Linked DNA regions of Homo sapiens: region 2 is linked to region 1. The links are chromatin loops, found by intact Hi-C in ENCODE. Cell type or tissue: B cell. All regions are shown on one strand. Each heading gives the region's core, and the rest is flanking DNA. Links, peaks and the distances in the headings are about the cores only. Region 1 overlaps DGKG (diacylglycerol kinase gamma). Region 2 overlaps CRYGS (crystallin gamma S).

What was found. Hi-C counts contacts between places; a loop is a spot of excess contacts. Peaks named below come from ENCODE experiments on the same cell type or tissue, not always from the same donor. Only the 100,000 strongest peaks of a DNase experiment are listed, where the experiment ranks them.
Region 2: it touches region 1 in a loop (10-fold over the local background); 3 of 110 quality-filtered maps call a loop at or near these places.

Annotation. Positions count from the first base shown.
Region 1 is chr3:186,147,468-186,159,867 of GRCh38, forward strand. It overlaps DGKG (diacylglycerol kinase gamma), which reads right to left. Exons shown (of 25, transcript NM_001346.3): 25 at 1-2,721. The coding sequence ends at 2,623. Among named protein-coding and RNA genes, the nearest start is that of ETV5, 45 kb to the left of the region's middle. In B cell, for the core only: no CTCF peak of the experiment used is centred there; DNase peaks (open chromatin) are centred at 4,034, 5,074 and 5,654; H3K4me3 peaks cover 885 bases; H3K27ac peaks cover 1,847 bases.
Region 2 is chr3:186,527,413-186,539,812 of GRCh38, forward strand. It overlaps CRYGS (crystallin gamma S), which reads right to left. Exons shown (of 3, transcript NM_017541.4): 2 at 11,943-12,185; 3 at 11,031-11,556. The coding sequence ends at 11,284. Among named protein-coding and RNA genes, the nearest start is that of CRYGS, 11 kb to the right of the region's middle. RefSeq lists a silencer at 5,624-5,683 and an enhancer at 6,650-6,719. In B cell, for the core only: no CTCF peak of the experiment used is centred there; DNase peaks (open chromatin) are centred at 5,459 and 6,899; H3K4me3 peaks cover 1,776 bases; H3K27ac peaks cover 2,630 bases; H3K27me3 peaks cover 798 bases.

The DNA of each region.
Region 1 (12,400 bases), core at 1,568-9,567:
ATAGTGTTTAAAGGATGATTTGCAAGGCACGATTAAACAACAACACAAGATTTACTAAGGTTACCAAACTGGAAGTGCAATTCCACTGAAGTTGTTATACTCCATGCCTCTAAGAAGGACTTGGGATATGTCTCTCAAGCAACATTGCAAGTCCTGTGCACTAGGGTGCAGCAGGTAAGGGCCATTTTCTGCACTGCCCCTTCATGAGACCTGTGAGTCTCTGAGAATCAATTTCACCTGTTGATAGTGCCATGTCTCAATAGCCTCAATCTTGGGGATCATGGCTGAAACACATGCACGAACTTCTGTAAATGTCTTAGAATCAGTGACCCCAAACCTGAACCTGCCTCAGTTTCAGAAACAAGTGGCTTCCAAGATAGTACCTGTAGTAATTCTGGAGCTTGTTGGTCCCATCACCAAGAATACCATCATTAAAGATATTCTTCAGGTGGCCTGGTTTTCCCCTTACTTAGCATTCTGCACTGTTAGGTTGAGCAGAATGGTCCAAGATCTTGCTCCTAGGTGGTCCTTCACAGTTAAGTGCCATTTGTACACACAATCTTAATATTCCCTTCTTTGTCCAAAGCTCCTGTCCAATGCAAGATTAGAGGCAGCTCAGTGGAACGATATCAAGTGGGTCCAAGTTTCCACTGATAAATCTCAGAGAGGGATGGAGGCCCAATGAAGCTCTGCATGGCCTTGCCCTTGGGAAAGGATGGTAATGCTGGCACTTGCTGAATGAAGCCCACTGAGCTCTGCTGAGACCCCTCTGTCCTGGCTGGCAGTATCTTGCAGAAGACGCCTCAGTCCTTCTTGTGACTCTCCACTGAGGTCATCCCTGCAGCCAAGGTTGTTTCCAAACTAAGAGACTATGATGACCATGATGAGGTGACATGTGGAGAGTTCAGTCTGATGATCTGTTTAGTACCTTCGATCTCAGACCAACTTCTTTTCCATTCAGGTCAGAGAGAACCTCTGGGAAGCAGCATGAGGCGCTCGTTTTCTTGTGTGGGGATATCCCATCCACGCATGTGCTGTACGTTTGTTCCTCCCTGGCAACCTGGATCCAAGTGGACTCACTTTTCAGTGACCAGAAATGACCCTACTCTGAGATGTGTGGGTTCTTTTCTCCATTAAATATCTTTGTAACGGCACCTACTCTCAAGCTGCATTAGCCAAGACACCATGGAAAAGTCTCTGAACTTTTCTGAGACTCAATTTTCTTATCTGACAAATGGGAGAGTAAATCCAGCCCAGCAGGTCTTTCATGCTTGTTTTGAGGATCCAGAATAGGAGTTCTCGGTCTCTTCGTTCATAATAGGGAGCTACTTTCATTCCCCTTAACCCTTGTGATCACCACAGGGAGATGCGTCCTGACAATGAAACGGTGGAGTGGGGGAGTGAGAACCTTCTTTTTCCTTACCACTTTCTGTCTCATACTACCTATGTTTTTTTTTTCCAATGAGGAAAAGTCCATCAGTAAATAAATATTTATATATATATATATATAAATATATAGGCTAAATATATATATATACACGCACACACACACACACACGCGCGCACACACGTTAAGACCATCAGAAGGTCCTTCAGGTCATACTCTGGGAGTGGTGAGTGCAAAGAAGCAGGAGGGAACCGTCTCCTGGTTTCCCCAGCAAAGTTCCTTCCTTCCCATCTTTTCTGCCTTCAGGAATAGTCTGCCACCAGGGCTTGGAACTCAAACAGGAAACACGCTTTGGCTTGAAAAAGAAAGAAGCTGGGGGTGGTTTTTTTTTTCCTTCCCTTTTTACACAATATTATGACACCAATTTGAAAAATAAATCCCAGTTTCTCCGCTCTCCCTCCCAGGTGTTCACAGAACTAAGAAAATAAATACCACATCTAAGGTGTGCTATGCAGGCAGCTCTGGGGGCTCTTGGAGCCGCCTCTAAGCAAACATGTAGACACCAGGAGAAGGTTCCTGGAAAATAACAAGTGCCCACCGACGGCGCAGAAACCCAAGAATGGAAATACAGCTTTCCACAGCCTTTCTGCCTCTTCAGCAGGTTCACGGAGAAGTTGTCACTCAAAGGACGACCAAGAAACCAACGTGCGCCTGCTGAGCCCTGCCAAGGATTATGCTCTGAGAGCCGGAGGCCGTTTTGTCTCTGTACAGAGGGAACTTTGTGCAAATTCTCTGGAACCAGAGCTCCTTCCCTTGGCCACATCTGATCTCACCATAGGCAGGAAACCTGCAGCCTGCTCCTCGCGAGCGTCCATGAGGAAACTTGCAGGGCTGGTAGAAAGAAAGGGGGATTTCCCTTCAGTCTCAGAAAATTCTGCTCAAGGCCTGTGGGAATGTGGAGGTTGCTGCCTAAGCCAGCCACAACCTCATGGGCCCTAAGTCCATTCAAAATGTTTTGTTGGCACTGGCTCTGTTAGGGGTGTACCCACTGTTGAAACAGAATGTATGGCAAGGTGACGTTTTCTTCCCGAAGGGTGGCTTTGCTTCCACTGGTTAGAGAAGAGTGTGTATGTGTGTGTGTGTGTGCATGTGTGAGTGTGCACATAAATTGTGTGTGAGTGTGCATTATAGTTTCTTGCTTTCTCTCTTGGTTTAGCTGGTGTTTGGCACACTGTTTAGTCTTTTGAACGGCTCTTCCTTCTCAACGAGAAGAAGCTGCTCTTCTGGGGAGGCCCCATCATCATGGGCGCTTGGTTCTTGTGAGTAATTTTAATCTAAAAGCAAAGAGGCAGAAATGAATTAGTGGCATGCAAATCTCAGTAGCCTAAGGGAGAGTGAGTCGCAGAGAAAGGAAAGGCCAGCTTCAGGATGGAAGGAGCCCCATGCAGAAGGACAACTGTCCTTGAACGGCTTCAAAATTGGCAACTTGACCCTGACTGGGCCTGGAGTTTGGCACGGCTGGAAGTGAGGGGCGGAAGCACTGGGGAGAGACAGGTGTGAGCTTCCCACGTGGTGATCAGCTCACACCTGTCTTGTGTTCTTGGTATTCACAGACTCTCAGAATGTCACAGCCAGAGGAGACCTCAGGGACTCAATCGACCCCTCTGCAGGAGCCCATTAGAGTAGCCTAAGTTCACAAACAGAGCAGCAGCACAATTAGAGCCCAGTTCTTCAGATTCCCAGCCTCCATTGCTCCTGGTCATTCCTGCCAAGGCAGTGCTGAGATGTCAATCAAGTGACCGAGGCTTTGGTCTGACCTCTGACCAAGCACCATTATGTGGAGAGTTCCCAATTGAGTGCCTTATGTATTTCCTCTTTTCTTGGCCTTCGAGGGAAGACCCCAAATTCTTTTTAAAACTTTTTTTTCTTTAAATTTTAGGGTTTATAAGTGTTTCCTCCTGTAAACTTTAAGTCAATCAGAAGTGAAAGACACTGATGTATTCTCATTTTTGCCTTTATTCCCAACCTTATCCTCAGGTCATGGCTTTGAAATAGTTAATTCCTACCTGAGTGTGGCCTTGCCACCTTAATAATCTACATTATCCATCCACAATATTTATTAAGTATGATAATGCTCAGAGTAGGACGATGAAGTGGGAACAGGAAGCAATTAGAATTCAAAGACCTGGGTTTGAGTCCAGACACTTCCACTTCTTTGCTGTGAACATTTAGATGAATCATTGACTCTTCAGAGCCAGTGCTTACTGAACTGTAAATGAGGAGGATAACATTTGTCTTATTTTCCTCACAAAGATCAAAGAATAGATTGTCAATGAAAGCCCACTGTAAACTGTAAAATGGAAAGTAACAGTTAGTAAAATCCTTGTCTTATGGAGAAAGAGAAGGAGAAAGATGGATGTCAAAAGAAACAGAACCTATGAACTCATTCTTGTGGTTTTTACCACATTATAGGAAATGACAGTGTGACCGCAGGGAACAACAGAACTCTTGAACACAGAACCATCAACGAGTTTAAATCAATGTCGGCTAAACCAAGTGGTGTCCAAAACAAGGTGGGCATGGAATGAGAAAAGTCTGATGGGAACAAGGAGGAAAGAATTTTAAAATCTGAAGGAAGGAAAGGAAATGTGTTGATGAAAAGGGAGTGGGTAGAGAAGTCACAGATGAGCAGGTTGAGTTCAGGGCAAACTATGAGAAATGTGGTCATGGACACAGGTGGGGCAGCTGGTGTGGGGTTTTAAAGGGAGGCAGAAAGACTGGGTTCACATGAAGAAATGAGGAAGCATGAGAGATGGCATTCTGTGCTGGAGAATAACATGACACAAAAGAAAAGAGTTTGAGGGAAATTATTTAACAGCTGTTGTCAAGGTGAGCTGGGGTAGTGAGTGCCTGGCTAAGAGGGCACTACTGTAAGCCAGGTTTACATTGAAAGGGCTCCAGGAACTGTAATCCCAGCACTTCGGGAGGCTGAGATGGGCGGATCACTTGAGCCCAGGAGTTTGAGACCAGCCTGGCCAACATGGTGAAACCCCGTTTGTACTAAAAATACAGAAATTAGTTGGAGGTGGTGGCAGGCACCTGTAATCCCAGCTACGTGGGAGGCTGAGGTAGGAGAATCACTTGAACCCGGGAGGCGGAGGTTGTGGTGAGCCAAGATTGCACCACTGCACTCCAGCCTGTGCGACAGAGAGAGACTCCATCTCAAAAAAATAAAATAAAAATAAAGGGCTCCAGGAAATGGAAGGGAAGGATAGAACCAGAAGACACTGTGGACAATTAGCATAACCTGGTGCTAAAAGCTGAAAATGATCCTTATGTTGGCTTCCACCAGCCCAGAGACCTAAAAGGGGAGAGAGTCTCTGTTTTTTGATAGTCACCAGAGGAGAAAACCGAGAATGCATCAACATCATTTTGTGCTGTGTGTCTTATTGTGGGCATTATGTTTATCCCAGGACGCACGGAAGCGAGGCATAGGCTGGAGACTGGAGACTCGGACAGCACTTATCTGTGGCATGCAATGTAGCATTCTTTGTTCCCCTGTGGAACACGTTTGTGGCATGTTCCCCTGTGGTCAGCCTTCTCTCACTCCTGATCTCCCATGCCCATGAGGGGAAGGACTTCAGCTTATTCACCACGGCACTCTCTGAGCCAGTGCAGTGCCTGTTCAGGGTACAACACACTGTGGAAGTACTGACTGATAAGCCCTACGTGCTGGCAGTGGAGATGGCTCTGTTGGAAGCAGAGGATGGTAGCTGGTGCCTACATTTCCCGCTGGTAGAGCCCCTCCCCCACATTTTTTTATTTTTGAGACAGAGTCTCGCTCTATCACCCAGGCTGGAGTGCAGTGATGCAATCTCGGCTCACTGCAACCTCCACCTCCCAGGTTCAAGCGATTCTTCTGCCTCAGCCTCCTGAGTAGCTGGGACTACAGGTGCTTATCACCATGCCTGGCTAATTTTTTTATTTTTAGTAGAGACGGGGTTTCACCATGTTGGCCAGGATGGTCTCGATCTCCTGACCTCATGATCCGCCCGTGTCGGCCTCCCAAAGTGCTGGGATTACAGGCACCAGCTGCCGCGCCCGGCCTTTTTTTTTTTTTTTTTTTTATTTAGATGACACAAGACCCTTGCTTCTCTTTTTTATCCCTTTAGCTGAGCTATTTATTTGCTAGTTAGTACCTCCAGGGCACGGAAGAGGAAGTAAAACTCAAATCTCTCCTGCTTGTTTTTCAGCGGTTCTGACAAAGGTCTTGACAGGGTAGGAGTCTGGGGCTCCTGGGTAACATAATATTTTGGTCAGCTTTGTGGATTCTATTACTATAGAACCGAAAGAAGTATGAAATCATATCCTCATTTCCAGTCAAAGAGATATCAGTCCCTTACCCTCAAATTAGGGGCTAGCAGGTAAAATAGTTATGATCCTATTTTAGGAGGTAGTTGGATGTGGCTAAGCCTGCCTTTTCAAACCCTGATAGAAAGAGGTCATCCCACGTTTCTGTAGTTAGCACCCAAGCTTCTTTGGTAATTGGGCGAGTCAGGCCATTAACTAAAGTCTCCATGATTTTCTTAAAAACTATTCACATCACTGACAGCACCTGGCCAAGTGCTAAGATCAGCAGCTTAGTGCATAGTTTTCTGTTTGATCACAGAGAGAATTGATACACTAGACTCTTGCATGATAGTTCGAAGTTCACAAAACTATTACAGCATGTAATTTCCCCTTTAAAATAGAATAAAAATGTGAACTTCACTAGTGCTGGGGATTGACTTTGTTGGGGGCTGTTTTCTGCAAACCAACACATTCTTATTACTTCAAGAGAAGCAAGAGATTGAGGGACTTCTTCCTGAATGTTGCCTTCTCAGGGTGTGTAATTCAGATAATGCCTAGTAAAATGGCCAATAACCTGAAGTGTGAACCCTTCCCAAACCATTTGAAAGGTGTCTGAGGGGCCAGGCGCGGTGGCTCACGCCTGTAATCCCAGCACTTTGAGAAGCCCAGAGGGGCAGATCGCATGAGCGCAGGAGTTCAAGACCAGCCTGGGGAACATGGTGAAACTTCGTCTCTACAAAAAATACAAAAATTAGCTAGACGTGGAGGCGCGCCCTTAGCTACTTGGAAGGCTGAGGTGAGAGGATCGCTTGAGCCTGGGAGGTCGAGGCGGCAGTGAGCCGTGTTCTCGCCACTGTACTCCAGCCTGGGTGACAAAGTGAGACCTTGTCTCAACAACAACAAAACAACAAAAAAGAAAAGTGTCTGAGGTCTGCTGTAATTTGAACTGGAGATGCATAGAAAGGCACAAATCTGGAAGGTCTCAAATAGTCTCTGCGATATTTTAAAAGTTAAAGAAATATGGTGAGCCTAAGGGAGGAGGAAGGTTTGCATGGCTTTCCGGTCTTAGTTGTTTCCGGGCTCTCCAAGATCCTAGAATGTGCTGCTTCCTGACAGTGTTTCCTGCCATCAGAGGCCTTCGAATGTAAATGGACAAGGCCAGGCGCAGTGGCTCACACCTGTAATCCTGGCACTTTGGGAGGCCGAGGTGGGGCAGATCACCTGAGGTCAGGAGTTTGAGACCAGCCTCGCCAACATGGTGAAATCCCGTCTCTACTAAAAAATACAAAAATTAGCCAGGTGTGGTAGTGGGCGCCTGGAATTCCAGCTACTTGGGAGGCCAAGGCAGGAGAATCACTTGAACCTGGGAGGCACAGGTTGCAGTGAGCCGAGATCGTGCCATTGCACTCCAGCCTAGACAACAGAGCGAGACTCTGTCTCAAAAAAAAAAAAAAAAAAAGAAAAGAAAAAGAAAAAAAAAAGAATGTAACTGGACAATCAGGTTTTGCAGAGGGTGGGGAAGAAGTGTGGGATTTATTGATGAGTTGGGAAGTTCAACTACGTCATTAGTTCTCAAAGTGTGGCTCATAGGCCAGCAGCATCAGCATCACCTTGGAACTTGTTAGAAATGAAAACTCTCTGGCATCCAGACTTACTGAACCAGAAAATCTGGGATGTGGCCCAGCAATCTGTGTTTCAGAACCCCTGTAGGTTATGTAGATGCATACTCAAGTCTGAGAATCACCAGACTAGATAAGTAGGATCATCTTTGACTTTGAGATTCTGCTATCGTCTAACTCTGGGAGAAGATTCTGAATTTTGAGGCTCAGATTATGCCACCTAACTGTGATGGTGAAGCACGAGAGATCATCTTACAGTGTAATAATAATGAGACAAGTTTCCCGAATAAATATATATATATGTTTGTATATACATATATAAACAAATATGGGCTTCTGTTTTTGTTTTATTTTGGTTTTGTTTTGTTTTTGTTTTTGTTTGGTTTTGAGATGGAGTCTCGCACTGTCGCCTGGGCTGGAGTGCAACGGCGTGATCTCGGCTCACTGCAACCTCCGCCTCCCGGGTTCAAGTGATTCTCCCGCCTCAGTCTCCTGAATAGCTGGGATTACAGGCACCCACCACCATGCTCGGCTAATTTTTTATATTTTCAGTACAGACGAGGTTTCACTATGTTGGCCAGGCTGGTCTTGAACTCCTGACCTCGTGATCTGCCTGCCTCAGCCTCCCAAAGTGCTGGGATTACAGGCATGAGCCACTGTGCCCAGCTGAAACCTTTCCCTAAATGTTGGGCATTTTAAGGAAATTTTTAGGAAATTTCCAACTTTTTGCAATGATAAGTAATGTAGACGTGACATTCTTATATATCAATCTCTCTGTATTTCTGGTAATCTGTATTTTACTTAGAATAAATTCCTAGAAGTATATGAACAATTTTTAAAAGTGAAAGTAAATGAACTAGATCAACGTATATTAATATTTATAACAGTTCTTGACACATGGGTCTACATGCTTTTCAGAATGGCTGTAACTGTTGATACTCTTGCCTCACTGTATGAGTGTCCTGGTCTCCCCATACCCTTGACAGCAATGAATATAAAGACAAAACAGCTGTGCTAATTGGTCAGTGAAACATGGCATGCCTTTCTCACTGTTTTAATTTGAAAATCTTTTCTTCCTTTTTTAAAAACTTGTGATATTAAATATTATTTCATAGATTTATTAGCCCATGACACTTCTTCTATGAATTCTCTGTTCACTATTGCATTGTTAGTATTTTTTTTTTCCGCTGGATTCTAATAGCTGGTTTCTTTATACCTTGTGAGAATTAACCTGATCTTTGGGATAGCGATTGCAAACATCTTGTCCTTAGTCTTTCGAAGATTCTATATTGATTTTTGACTTGTAGAAATTAAAATTGGTTAACAGTCAAATATGTCCCTTTTTCCTTAGAAAATCCCTGCCCCCAGTGTAATTATGATCATCTATTTTTTTTCTGGTAGCTAAGAACATTTAATACTGTAATTGAACTGGGGGGCTTTTTTTTGCTTTGGTTTTGTTTTTGGAATATAGTTTGAGGTGAGAGGTTCTATATAAAGACATTTTCTGAAACGCAATTTCTTGGATATCATATGCTAAACAGTTCATGCCTACCTAATTAGTTTATAATCTTTCTCTTTCCTTCATTAGTTTTTATGTATACTAGGGTTTCTCAAGGCTTGCTTCTGTACTATTGATTTATCTATCCATTATCATGCCAATAGCATGTTATTCAAATTATTGTGGCTTTATAATTATTTTAATATCTTGCGAGAAGTTATTTCTCAGCGTTCTTTTATAAAACATCCTAGAAATTGCATTGTTTGTAGAGTTAAAGAAACAATTGCATTGGGATTTTGGGATCCCTGTTCAGGAACATGGGATGTTCTGTGTTCAAATCCTTTTTTTTTTTCTTTATTGGTTAAATCTTATAGTCATCTTCATGCATTTTACACAGTTCAGTTTAGTATTTTATGTCTTTTATTGCTTATATAATGATATTTTAAGCTTTAATTATATCCTTTGAATTGATTATTGCTGGTATACTATTAATATTAATGCCGGAAAACTTAATATTTGTCCATTTTTTCTATAGGGTTTTATTGAAGTAATTTATCCTTTGAGGTTTTCAGTTTATTCTATTAGCTTTTTATGTTCATAATCATACCACCTACAAATAATGACAGTTTTGACTCTTTTCCAAATAATTATATTTCTTTTTCTAATTATATTTTCTAATTACATTTCTTTTCTGCTTCAAGTATATATTGCATTGGCTAAAATTTCCAATGTTAAAAATACATGTCTTGTTCATGATTTTAGTGAGAATTCCTCTAGTGTTTTACTATTAAGTAAAATATTGGTTATGGTTTAACATATATTTAACAAAGGTATTCATTAGTAGGGGAGAAGCTTTCTGATCTTAGTTTTCAGGAGTTTTTATCTTTAAAAATCAGAAATGTTGAATGTAATTGAATACTTTTGGGTCATCTATTTTATCATGTAGTTTTTCTATTTAAACTAATAGTAGAAGACTTTCCTTTGTTCCTTTAATATGCTCATAGGGGTGAATGATTCTTTTAATACATTGTTCAATTCTACCTACCAATACTTTTAACTAGAATTCTTATGTCATATTTATATATAGTCTATAGTCTATAGTCTTCTATTTTTAAATGTAATTTTTGTTAGGTTATTGCATGTCTTCATTTCATAAAATGGATTGAGTAGCCTTCCATCTTTGTCTGTACTATGAAACAGTTCACCTAAATACGTATTTCCTAGTAGTATGGAAGATCTCACCAATAAGGCCATCTGTTTTAAGATCATTTAGTATGTAATTCTTTGAAATAATTTAGTTTCATTAATGGTTACCAGGATTTTCATTCATCTTCTTAAGATGTTCAAGTTCATTAGAATCAAGATGATTGTATATTTTGTTTTACAATTTTTTTTCTTTTGAGACAGAGTCTCACTCCATCGCCCAGGCTGGAGTGCAGTAGTGTGATCTTGGCTCACTGCAACCTCTGCCTCTGAGTTCAAGCGATTCTCATGCCTCAGCCTCCCGAGGAGCTGGAATTACAGGCATGGGCCACCATGCCTGGCTAATTTTTGTATTTTTGGTACAGATGGGGTTTAGCCATGCTGGTCAGGCTGGTCTCAAACTCCTGACCTCAAGTAATCCTCGTGCCTCAGCCTCCCAAAGTGCTGGGATTATAAGCATGAGCCACCACGCCCGGCCTTGTTTTATATTTAAATAAAGCCACGGACACAGTTATATTTATATTTTTATATTACATTTATATTTTTTACCTTTTAATATGTTTGATTCCTTTCTCTTTTAAAAATTAGGTTTTCAAACATTTGACATATTTTAAGAACTAGTTCTAGAGTTTCCTGTTTTTAGTTATTTTCTTCTTTTATCTTTATTATTTTCTTCCTTCTGCTTCTCCTAAGATTGTTTTATTATTGCTCTTCTAATTTTAGTATTATTCATTACATTTTACTTCTTTTTTATATGATGGAAGATTATGAGGCTTTTAATTTACTTCCAAATATAGTTTAGGCTATATTCTATAATTTTTAAACTGGAGCCTTCTTATTTTTGTAATTTTTTGAGTAATCTACCATGGTGGCTTTGATCTCCTCATAAATCTCTTGTTGTTTAGGAGAATTTTTAAGTCTCCAAGTGACTAAATTTTGTTTATTCACTTAATCTTCTATTAGTAATTTCTAGCTTTATTACTTTGTGGTCAAAGAAAATGACCTTTATAATTTCTGCAACTGGATTTTATGGAGCTTTTTGCCTTGTAAACTAGTTTATGATCTAGTTTAATAAATATGAATGCCTGAACAAATATGATATTTAATTTCTTTATGAGTTATAGAGTTATTTCATCCAAGCATTTATTTTTTTGCTACTTAACCTCAAAGATGGAAACAAATATTTTCAAGCTTCTCAATATCTGTCTGTCAATTCTATATCAACCTTTTCTCAGAATATGTATTGATAGTTTTTTATATATTTTGATTCTGTTATTAAATATCTAACATTTTATGACCACTATATCTCATAATTGAATGTACTTTTTATCAAATAAAAAATGTGTTTACTTATTCTGCTTTATGCTTTAGGCACATGGAAAGGTTAGTTTGCCTAAAATTAGCATAATTAACATTACTATGTCTTCCTTTTAATTTCTTTATACCTGATAAAGGATAAAATAAGATATATATTATATATACGTATGTATAACCTTTCATTTTAGATGTATCTTTTGTAAGAAGCATATATTTGGATTTTCATTTTTAACTCAATATGAGAGTATTGATCTTTTAATAGGGAATTTTAACTCATCTATTTTTCTTTTATATATATATTATATATATACAGTCTTAACATCATTCAACTTGCTTCAAAAAATTTTTAAATGTTGGCTTATTTTTTGCTTTCTATCCTGTGCTACATTAATAGGGTTTATATATTTTAAATTCTTCCAGATTTGAAAGGTGTGCACCCTATTTTTAGTTTCGCTAGTGATTGTCTACCTATTAAAATTATCTTCTGATTTATACGTTTTGTCATCAAAGTGAAGAGAGACAATGAGAAACTTCACATATCTTTACTATTCCTTCAGCAGTGTCTCCTGCATGTTTTTGGCCTTTGTTAATATAATCTCAGGTTTGGGATACAGGTTATTAATATTTACATGATATGTCTTCTCTTTCAAAGAATGATTTTTTGCCATTTGCATTTATTGCATAAACATATTTAGCAGGTTTTTGGAAACTTCATTCTAATTTCACTGGTTTCCATTTTTACCAAAAGTTCTTTTGGGCTGTGATAGTCCATTCTTAAGGCTTTAATTTTGAATCACTTCTTAGTTGGTGTATACCTTCAAGAAGATGTTTCAACAAGGGGTACATGGGTTTTAACCCTTGCAAGTTTAAGAATGATTTTCTGTTACCTTCTGTTATGGAATAAATTGTGTCCCCCCCAAATTCATATGTTGAATTCCTAACCCCCAGTGTGACTATATTTGTAGGTAGGGCCTTTAAGGAGGTAATAACGGATAAATGAGGTCACAAGGGGCGGGGGGGCCATAA
Region 2 (12,400 bases), core at 3,038-11,037, 380 kb after region 1:
GTGTCTGACAGCTAGAAGCTTGAGTCCATCAGCAGTAGGTGAGTGTCCTGCTTGCTCCTGCCCAAGGGACAGCGACATCTAAAGGCACTAGCCAAGGCTTCCTCTTTCAGGAACAACACCTGGACATACCCACCTACTCATCCAACCTTGGTCCCCAGGACTCAACTTTTCTTATATTCTGTGGCTGGCCATGCCCCTTCTGTTTTTTGACTTGTTTCTGCATATAAGACATTTTTTGCTTCCAATCAGGATACAGTAAAACTGGAAGGATGGGGAGCCTATCTGTCTTATTAAGATGACTTTGAGGATCTCTGCTATATCCTTGATAAGGATACTTGATAACTTTAGGTCTTCAAGAGGACTCTTGTTTCTTTAAATTCCTAATGTATCAGTACTGGCAACAGTACACAAATAACCTGACACATAGTAAGTGCATGATAAATGCCCATTTAACAACAAACATTTACCCCGGTGATATGTGGGCAAAAGACACAGTCCTTGACCTCAAGGAGCTCACAATCTAAAGGAGATGAGAAACAACTACTCTGGATACTATGGACTGAGAAGCGGTGAAGCTGGAGTGTCACAGGAGCACTGAAGAGAGGTATGTTGTCAGAGAAGCCCCTGAGGGGACATCTAAGCTGTTAAAAATGATAAGGAGAAGACTCACAGAAAAAAAAAAAATGTAGGGAGGGTTATTCCCAGTGGAAAACAGCATGACACCCTTGGAAAATTATGTGATTCACTGCAAGTATATTCGATCGGAGGTGGGAGTCAGGGTACTGGGGGAGTGGAGAGCTATGAACCTTTGTGCCAGGTGGAATTAAGGGGCCCCTCTGCAGGCCTTAGGCTTTCCCAAGCCCCTTCCTCCAGCGGCGCTGCAGCCCCTTGCATTAGTCTGTTTTCATGCTGCTGATAATGACATACCCTAGACTGGGCAATTTACAAAAGAAAGAGGTTTAACTGGAATTACAGTTCCATGTGGCTGGGGAAGCCTCACAATCATGGCAGAAGGCAAGGAGGAGCAAGTCATGCCTTACATGGATGGCACCAAGCAAAGAAAGAGAGCTTGTGCAGGAAAACTCTCCCTTATAATAACCATCAGATCTCACAAGACTTACTATCACGAGAACAGCCTGGGAAAGACCCACCCCCATGATTCAATTAACCTCCCACCGGGTCCCTCCCACAACACATGGGAATTCAAGATGAGATTTGGGTGGGGACACAGCCAAACCATATCACCCCTCATGCCTGCTGGATGCCTCTGTGTACTGTGTCATGAAGTACATATGTCATGGTCCAGGAAGTTGGGATTTTGTTTGGCAAACACTTGGAACCCAGAGGATTAGAAGGGTTTAAATTAAGGATTTGACACACTCATGACTGTGTTGTAGAAAGAATGCTCTGAAGGCAGTGAGGTTCTTGATTTTTGAGGAGTGACAGAGAAGGCTGTGAGACCTGTGGGAGGACACACCAAGTACGTGTGCAGAGGCACAAGGCAGAGAGGCAGAGGATGGAGGATGGCTTTGAGAAATCCACAGAGGGTGGATTGGACAGGATTTTCTAACCAGCTGGATATGAGAGAAGAGAGGATAAGGACAGGATGATGGCTGGATCTTGAAGCTAAGAGAGAATGAGTCAGGAGAGGTAGATTTGGAAGTCATATGTAGGAAGAGAGGAAAGCTAAATCCATGAGAGAGTCAAGCGTGAAGAGGACCAAGAACAAAATGTCAGGGAACCCTGATATATTCAAGACAGGAAGAAATGTGCTGCAGTGGGGAGGAAGCTGAACAAACGTCTTTCTTTTCTCTACTAAGTAGAAGGTGGAGGTATCTGTGGAGGCCAGGCCATGTGATGGGGGGGACTTGGGGAGAGTGAGGAGGAAGCAGCTGCTGCTGAGAGTGGGTGAGGAAGCTGACTGGGGACATAGAGGAGGACTGCCAAGCACGGGTTGTTTTCTCCTGCCCTGACAGCTGCTGTCAGTCAGGGGACCAGATGGAATAATGAGGTAAGATTCTCCCAGCACAGAAGCTACACCCTGGGAGCAAAGCAGGTACTTCTAGTAAAGAATTTATTCCTCTGAACCACCAGAGGGCCACTGGTGCCTGATGGAGTAATTTGGTTACAGGAGTGTAGGAAGAAACTGTGAGATGTCCTCCCCAGTTACGGCCAGGAACAGGTCCTCCCTAACATTTGCAGACCTGGAGCAAGAATACAAACGGACGCCCACATACGCGACGTCTAAACATTTAGAATCTGTAAATTAAGCTATTCCTAGTGCCAGTCTGCATTCCTAGCTTGCAACCCAGAGGCAAAAGGAGCCAAGCCCTCCCCTAGGCCACCCCTGCTAACTGTGAACCTGGGAGTAGCTCAGATCTGCTGGGACAAGATGGCGCTAAAGCCGGACGTGGATTCCAGGACTCCCAGCTGATGACCTTCTGAACCCAGGATAGAAACTAACACAATCAAGATCCCCAGGAAGCCAAGGCAAATAGGTTTCACTTGTCATTTTCTCAACTCAGGATTTCCAGGTATTTCTAAGGACCTGCCAAAACTCCATCACTGGAGCAGAGAGAGGGGAAAGAGCACAGTTATCTTGGGGAAACTAGCCTGGCTATACACCCACTTTGGGTGGTTTGAAGCAACTATAAACCATAGTAGCCTTTCTGGAAACAACTCAATGTCCTTTAACTAGTGAATGGTAAAACATAATGGAACCAGCCTGACCAACATGGAGAAACCCCATCTCTACTAAAAATACAAAATTAGCCGGGCATGGTGATGCATGCCTGTAGTCTCAGCTACTCGGGAGGCTGAGGCAGGAGAATTGCTTGAACCCAGGAGGTGGAGGTTGCGGTGAGCCAAGATCACGCCATCACATTCCAGCCTGGGCAACAAGGGCGAAACTCCGCCTCAAAAAAAAAAAAAAAAAAAAAAAAAGAAAGAAAAGAAAAGAAAAAACAATGGGATACATCCATACGTACAGTAGAATGTCTACATACAGTAGAATAATACTCTAATAAAAAAGAACAAACCACTGTGCATGCAACAACATAGATGTATCTAAAGAGCATTATTCTAAATGAAAGAAGTTAGACACAGAAGTCTACATACTGCATGATTCCATTTACATGACATTAAAGGCAAGCTATGGGGAGAGGAAACAGATCAGTGATTCCACAGCAGGAAGTGAGGGGGCAGGGACAGAGATTAACTGCAAAGGGACATAGGGAGTTTAATTGGGTGATGAAAATGTCCTATGTTTTGATTGTGTTGGTAGTTAGCCAATTGTATGCATTTGTCAAAAGTCAGCAAACCAAACACTTAAAAAGGGTGAATTTTATAGTTTGCAAATGATACCTTAATAAAGCAAACCCCTCAAATAAGTAATTAGTAAGCAATTGATCAATCAATCAGACCCTCTTTCTCTAGTTTCCCAGAGAAGAGGCTGTGATTTTCTCCTTTCACCCACCTCCCTACTTGAGCATTCAGATCCGTATCCCCTAGTCTACAGAGTGTATTCCAGCCCATTGCCCTCTCCCATAATTTCCCTTCGCCCAACTGGTTACCAAACCAGACAGAGAGAGACAGAAAGATTTAGACAGGAAAGACAGAAAGTGTTTTTTTATTGTAGATTTTGAGATATGTAGGAACCTCCCCAAGGCAGAGAAGGGCTCCTCTTCCCAGGGCCTAAGGACAGTGTGAGAATGTCACTGCCTGAGAGAATCTGCTTTGATAAATCTAGGCATAGGTCAACTTTTAACATCCTATGGATTTTTCTCTCATTTAACACACAACTATTTGATAACAGACATTCTATGAACACTGAATTTTTGTTGAAATTTTGAGTGTACATTTTAAAAACAGTCCCATGGTCATTTAAAAGTGAATATTTTCCCCTAATCTACTGGTTGTGCAAATTTGAAATTTTTCCTGATTAGATTTGCTTAAAAGGAAAGGTGCCTGAAGAGTATGCCCCGAACCTCCATTGTGCTCTGCAGATCTGCCAAATTCATCCTTCCACTATGGCAGGACCCAGACAGAAACCAGAGAAATGGAGGGCAGGAGGGCAAAAGATCAGCAAAACCATGGATAAATACATTTATTATTTTTTTAATCTAACTTTAAGTTCTGGGATACATATGCAGAACATGCAGATTTGTTACATAGGTATACATGTGCCATGGTGGTTTGCTGCACCCATCAACCTGTCATCTAGGTTTTAGGCCTCATATGCATTAGGTATTTATCCTAATGCTCTCCCTCTGCTTGCCCCCCACTCCACGACAGGCCCCAGTGTGTGATGTTCCCCTCCATGTGTTCATGTGTTCTCATTGTTCAACTCCCACTTATGAGTGAGAACAGGTGGTGTTTGGTTTTCTGTTTCTGTGTTAGTTTGCTGAGAATGATGGCTTCCGGCTGCATCCGTGTCCCTGCAAAGGACATGAACTCATTCTTTTTTATGGCTGCATAGTATTCCATGGAGTATATGTGGCACATTTTCTGGATAAATACATTTCTATTTGTCTTCCAGGTGCATACTCATAGACATTCACACTTTCCCCCAACTCTAGCACTCCACTTCCCACTTGTATTTCACTAACATTACTTGAAACCATAGGGTCCACTGAAAGCATGCCTTAAACTTGTGTGAGGAAAATGGCTTTCTTGAAATTGTCACATCACAGAGAAGACTTTTGGCATGAACCCCCATCACACCAACAGGCTGGTCTTAAATATGGGGGTCTAGAAAGTCTGTAATCCACCTGAAAGTCACAGAGCCTTTTCTGTGATTCAATTTATTCATGAGTAAGATGGGAATAATGATAATTATCTCCTGTTTCTCACATAATCATGGTGAGGGTCAAATGAGGTATCGTATGTCAAAGAGCCTTACAAACTCTGAAATAGTATGTGCAAATATGAGCTGCTGCTAAGTGGCTGCAAGACACAGTGAGTGTGGCAGGTAAATGTGACTCCCTCACAACTGCTAGCACCTCTGGCCTTTAGGGAGGCCCCAAAAGCTTATGAGTGGTTCTAATTTATAACTAACTTGCAGGTAACCCTCTTCCCCCTTCTTTCATCCTTTCCTCTCCCCCTGCTCACAGAAACAGTCTAAAGATTCATCTTTCTGTCCTGAGTGCTGGATCCTGGAGTACTAGCCTAGCCAGGGTCACCAGGTTCACTGTGAGCTCAAGCAAACCATCCAGTGTGTACCCAGAAATTGTGGAGGTCAGCACTACAGCCAGGCCCCACCATTGTTCTGGCCCCACGGTTCAATGGACAGGCTAATGTGGCCTGTTCAGGGGGGTGGGGGCATGAACAATAGGAATAAATCTCTGCCTGCTGTGTCCCAGAAGGCAAAGTGCTGGCAGTATTTCCCCTGAAAGCTAATCAATTCCAGAACCACTCAACCAGGGTCCTGAGACTCACAAAGGGGCACACTGGTGCTGGGGAAACAGGACCAAAGTGAAAGGAAATGAGATCATTTAGGTGAGATAAGACCAAGTGGGCAGCACAGGCCTGGCAGAAATAGAGTGAGGAGATTAACTTCCCCTTTCTGTGCAATCAGCTACCCCCCTCAGCTGCACAGAGCTCTCTGGCTCTCCTGTACTCCCTACCACTACCTCCCCTCCCCTCCCCTCCCCAACCTCCTCCCCTCCACTTACTCCCAGAAATGATCTCATAAAATCATTGATTATTAACGCAGAGAGGGGTTGGAGAAACAAACAGCCCTCTAGTTCCCAATCTGTTTACCACAAGGGACTCCTCTTAGGTCTCCTCCTTCCAGAGATTCCATATTTTAAAACAGCTGCCTTTATTCAGGACCTGCTCCTTTGGGTCATTCACCGGGCTAAGGACTTTTCTCTTATTATCTCATCTAACGCTGCAAAGTAGTTATAACTACCTCTATTTTACATATGAGAAATCTAAGACTAAGAGAAGTATGTTTGCCCAAATCCTGCAACTAGAAAGTGGGAGAGGTAGAATTCGACCTAGGTCTGTATTGTCTTTAAGGCCCTGCAGGCTTCCAGCATTTAATAAATAGCTCAGGTGCCCAGCAATTATACTTCTAGGTATATACCCAAGATAAATGAAAATACATCTCCACATAAAAACTTATACACAGTCCGGGCACAGTGGCTCATACCTGTAATCCCAGCACTTTGGGAGGCCAAGGCAGGAGGATTGCTTGAGGCCAGGATTTCAAGGCTGCAGGGTGCCATGATCATGCCACTGCACTCCAGCCTGGGCAAAAGAGTGGGACCCTGTCTCTGTTTAAAAAAAAAAAAAAACAAAATAGCCAAAAGGTGAAAACAGCACAAATGTCTATCTACTGATAAATGGATAAACAAAATGTGGAATTTCCATACAATGGAATATTATTTGGTCACAAAAAGAAATGAAGCAACAACATAGGCCACAATATCTGTGAACCTTGAAAACATTTTGCTAAGTGAAAGCAGCCAGTCACAAAAGACCACGTGTTTTATCATTTCATTGACATAAAAGGTCCAGAATAGGCAAATACATACATACAGAAAATAGACTCGGACATCTACAGAAAGTAGTTCTTCAGGACTGAGGGGCTGGGGAGATAGATAAGGCAGTGATCCCTAAAGGGTACTGGGTTTCTTTTTGAGGTGAGGAATATGTTTTAAAATTGCCTGTGGTCATGATTGCATACAGACAACGGTAAGGATACTAAAAACCACTGTATTGTATGCTTTAAACAGGTGGATTTACGACATGTGAATTACATCTCAATAAAGTTATTTAAAAAGAAATAGCTCATTCTATGATAGACAAGTTACCATGGTTCCGTCTTGAAAGTTGAGAAGCAGAAGTTGCACGGTACAGTGGAAAGAATGAGAGCTTTGGAACCAATGACCTCAGACAAGTTGTTTAGCCTCGTTGAGCCCCAGTTCCTCATCTGTAAACTGGGGTTAGTAAGCCCCAATCTCACTGTTTTTACAGTATATGGGGAAGCCCCAGCCTCTCCTGTTCTAAAATTGCCTGACTTTGAAGTTTGAGGCTTGAAGGAAGAGGTAAAGGTGTGAGGTGTCTGTGGACAGAAAAGTTTCCCTTGCTCTGAAGTCACGCCCATGAGGGATTCTCCTCTCCTGTGTGTGCCAGAAGCTGGTCACCCAAAGCTCAGTGATTAGCTGCCCTCTGTCTCCTGAGGAACCTCAGAGAAGAGAGACAAAAATAAGGGAGACTTGCGTGAACTCTAGGGACAATTCTGCTGGCTGTGGAAATTGCTGGGAGCTAGAACCAAGGGAGCTAGAACCAAGGGAGAAGCTTATGGGAGAGCTAAGAAAAGGCTGAACTCCCGTGATAACAAAAATATGGCTCTTTTTCAAGGTAGTAGGATGGGTTGGACCATTCTGATATATTTCTTCCCAATTATGAGGCATCTGCCAAAAATGCAGAAATGCTTTTCTGAAAACAACTAGGGGGTAGAAACAGGGATTTAAAAAGCTAGACAAGTTAAAACACACACACACACACACACACACACACACACACACACACAAAACTGATAATAGCAGTACTTTACTACTCAGAAACAGTACTAATATGACAACCATGGTGGTAAAGAACTGGTGACCCTCATTATAACATAGATTTCATACTTGCAAATTCACCCACTCCCTCCAATTTCATTGTAATCGCAAAATCACTAATCGTGGTGCTCTTGTGATCATTTATGGATATGAGCAGAGCAGTGAAAAATTTGAGTCATCCAATGAGTATATTCCCAGCTAAGGTCGAACAAATGCTCCCCCTTCTTGTTTCAGCTCCCATACTGTAAACAAGTCTCCTTTCAACCCATTTAGTGTCATGCTTTCCGCATTGCACTGTTCTTCGTTGGTAATTTCACTGTTGAAAACATCCCCAAATGTAGTGCTGAAGGGCTGTCTAGTGTTCCTAAGCATGAGAAGGCTGCGACGTGCCTTACTGAGATACCTGTTAGATCATCTTTCTTCAGGCAGCAGTTAGAGTGCTGCTGGTCCTGAGCTCCATGTTAATGAATCCACAACATATATTCAAGAGTCTTTAAAGAGAAACACATATGAAAAAAGTTTATGCATTGATCAGTTGACAAAAATGTGACCAGAGGCTTACAGGAACTTAACCTAGTATTTTATCTAAGAGCAATAATTCAATATTTGCAATTCAGTGTTTGAGGTATTTTTATGGAGTATAATTACAGAAAATAATGAGAATTAACTGTATATGCTACATATTTTTCACATATTATCTCATTTTAATGCCCACAGATTAGGTGTTATGTTAGTTTCACAGAAAATTGAGGATATACATGTTAGATTATGTGACTTAGAGCTAACATATGGAAGTGGCAGAATTTGAATCCATTTCTGTCTAACTACCCAAAGAGGAAGAGAACTCTTTAGCCCTTTGACTGGAGAGTTGGCTCTTAGGGAAAGGTAGCCAGTCATCCATATCAGGGCTGGGCCACAGGGAGAGCTGAGCTTAGTTAAGAACAGCATAGATCAGAGAAAAAAGATGAAAGAACTGAACATAATCCTCCAGCTGTAGTCTGCACTGGTCAGACTACATACAGCTATGACAGTGGGGAGAGAGAAATGACCATTAGCTCGAAGAGAGGCACCAGGATGGTGAGGAGTCTGGGAGCCCACACATGAGGAGAGAAAGGATGAAAGAAACAGGCATTGCTCAGTGTAGAAATGCCAGCATGGAAGCAAACTGGAGGCATCTTTAAATACCTAAAGAGCTATATCCTATGGATGAAAACTAGGATTGCAGGTTGAAAGCTTCAGGGATCAGATTTTGGCTCAATCTAAAAAACAATTTCTGATATTCAGAGCTGTCCTACAGCCAAGATTGGAAACTGGTGGTCCACAAGCCACATTCAGATGCAGATGTATTTTGTTGGTGTGTAGTGATTTAAAAAAAAAAAAAAGTATTTAAATGCCCTTCTATTGGGGAATGTGCTCATTTTCACAGCTTGCACCACTCTCTGCTCTTAGCCCCATGTCACTCCTGTGTAACTTGCCTTGTCCTTGAAGTAGGGTTGTCAGATTTAGCAAATAAAAATATAGGATACAGTTAAATTTGAATTTCAGACAAATGACAATTTCTTAGTGTAAGTATGTCCCATGTAACATTTGGGACATACTTATGTTTATTTTTCTATCCCAATAGACAGTGAGCTCCATATATGGGAATATTCAGAGACTTGTCTTAGAGAAATTCTTGTGATGGAAATAGGGTTAAAATGGTTTAAGGGTGCCCTTGCTTTATTTTATTGAGATCCCCCATTTCAGAGCGATAAAACAATAAAAGGTAGGGGGAGATAACTGAATTATCAGGTGCTGTTCTGGGTGTGGGTGACAGGTAAGACACCAGCTTCTTGTCCTAACAGCTGAATGTTCTACCAAAAGAGCTGGGACTGACTGATAGATAAGGATATAAAGTGTTTTTGACCTCTAATATCAATTGTTAGTCAAATTCCTTTTAAGCAGAAAGTTGATTGGTGTGTCTGCAACTGGAGAAAATGATAGCAATCTCTTTCTGGACCAAGGCATGAACCAGGAGGCATGCAACACTCCAAAATAATAATCCTGCTTTTATCTGTCAAAAGCCATCTTCTACTTCTCTGAAACTGTGGTTAGTCATCCTGACACTTCTTGTTTTCCTACCCTGCTGCCAGAACTGCTTTTCTAGTTGAACAGACTGTGACCAACTCACCAAAGAACATGGCAAGCAGTTGATATGAGAAAAGAGACTGATACTAACTTACTTATCACAGCCTATTTCTTTGGCAAAAAATCAGTGGATTTCTGAGGTCACTTCCAGAAATTATGCCTCTAAAAGTAAGTGTCAGTAGTCCTTGGTCATCAGCTAGTTTTTTAATGTCCTCCTGCTGGTGTCTGGGGAATTAGAATGTTTGTGTTGGATGAGACTCCAGAGAGCATTTGGCTCAACTCCCTTGTTTTGGAGATAAGGAAAGGTAGCTTCATGGTATGGTGGCAAGATCCAGAGCTGATGGCTGCAGTCAGCTCACAGGCCAGAGCTCTTTGCAGCTCAGCAAATGGCCTCCCATTCCTTCTCCATTTGTCAGGTTTCCCTCCCTTACTTACACCCACTTTTTTCAGTCTCTCACTTGAAACAGACAAAATGACAAAAGGGAGGGGAAGATAACAACATGAATAAACATATTTTGGGGTGAGTATGCACTGTGCACTATAGAGTATACACAAGGGAAATTTAGCAATTCTAATTTGTCCTTTTGGGGAAGGCTCCTAGATGACAGGGGCTTTGCTATCTCATTTACAGATGGGTGCATTCTGCATATCCCCAGGTTCACTTGTATGTTCACTAAATACTCCTGGCCATACTGTTTCCTTCTTCATTCTTCTCTTCAAGATTAAATAAAATCTCAGGGGTTACTCAAAGCAAGTAAAACTTGATAAAACTCCATTTCAACTATTATAATGTAGGGACACTTTTAATATGTCCTTTCTTTACACAAAAAATCTAAACTTAGGATTGAGAAGTAACTAACATAGCAGGCTTTAGATCTTAAACAAGGACTTCAGATGGCTTATGGCTCCACCATTTTCAAATAATAACCCTATTTTCACTGGCTGTTCTTGATAGACACTCTGTCCCCTCAACTGGAACATCAGAGGACCCCGTCTTTTCTACCTTTAAAAATTTTCAGGGGCTTCTACAGACACTATATGCACAGATCTCCAGCCAATGTGTTGAATGTATGTGTTAGAAAGCAGAACAATGACTTTGGGAGCAGAAGTAGCCTGGACTGAATCCTGGCTCCTCCATCCACCAACTGGTGAATTTGGGCACATTTTAAATTTCTCTCAGTTTCCTTATTTATAAAATACCGAAAAACTACCTCTCACAGGGTTGTAAGGAGAAAATGAAATAATGTAGGCACTCAATAAATGGTAGCAATTATTACTGTGCCTGTTGAATTAATGCAAAACATAAGCTAAAGGAACCACCACATGTCAGTATGACTTTCTAACCTTTTAATGAGATCTCATTTTGTTTGGCACAAAGATCTAGATTGGTGATCTGGCAGATGGGTAGCTTTGTGTGACTGCCCACTGTGGCGAGCACTGTATTGCTGGTCCCTAGAAGCATTTAAGGAGAGGCATTATAGTCAGCAGTGGGATGCATGCCAACTGTTTTATTGATGATGCCTATTTGGACCACAAGGCCAGCCAGCATTTGGGCCCCAGGAAGAATATGGCCCCATTCATGTCATTACTCCACAATGCGGCGGAAAGACTGGACAGCTGGGGAGGCTGCACCCCAATCGATGGGCTTCCGGTACTCCTTCTTGTCCAGGAGGTACTGCCTGCCACGGTAGTTGGGTAGCTCATAGAAAATCCAGACACCCTCCAGCACCTTACAGGAGTGGATCTCTCGCATGTGAAATTGCTCCATGATGGAAGGGCAATCTTCGGTGGTTTCATACATCTGACCACTAAAATCCCCTTTCTCAAAGATCTGAATCTTATACTGGCCTCCACTAGGCTGAAAAGACACAGGAGAAAATGAACAGAAACCATTATGGAAATCACCAGCAGGTCAAGAACTTAGAGAACAGTATTGCTCAGAACTTATCACCTTGAAAGCTAGATGATCTGAACTCCCATCTCACCATGTACTGACTAAAACAGCTAACTTTCAATAAGAAAAAATTAATTCTTCAAAACACTCAAGAGGCAGAGACAGCACCCTGGAAATTAGTGTAGTCATTCTAGTGATGAGCTGCTCTAAGATGTTACTCAAGCCTCAGCAGCCAACAAGCAGCTACTCATTAAGAGGTAGAGAAGACTCAAGAAAATGTTCACCTAAAAGCAAGAGAAAGCGGACAGAGGGCGTGGGAAACAGAGGGAGTACACAGTCCCCAGACTCACCAGATGAACAGCTCTGCAGGAGCTGAGGCGGTCGTTGAGGCCCATCCAACGCTGGTATTCAGGGTACTCTCCCTGTGGTAAGATGTACATGTACCCAGCAAAGTTGGGCCTTTCATAAACAGCCCAGGTGCCTCCTTCCACTTTAATGGAGTTGCAGCGACTTAGGTATGTGTGGAAATCTGCACAGTCGCAATCACAGTCATAGCGACGGCCTTGAAAATTTTTGTCTTCATAGAAAGTAATCTGAAGTAGAGGGCCAACAGAGAAAGAGCTGAGGAGCTGGGTGGCTTAATTCACAGATAAAAATTAAGAACATAATGCCTACTTTAGAAATTCCTTTCACCTCAATTTTGAGGAAAAATATGTAGCTGTACGTCACCTTACAACATTGCTTTCTGACAGACAACTTCAGTTGTCAACAACAGAAATGAGTTCTTCCTGAAGGCTGAACATGAAGC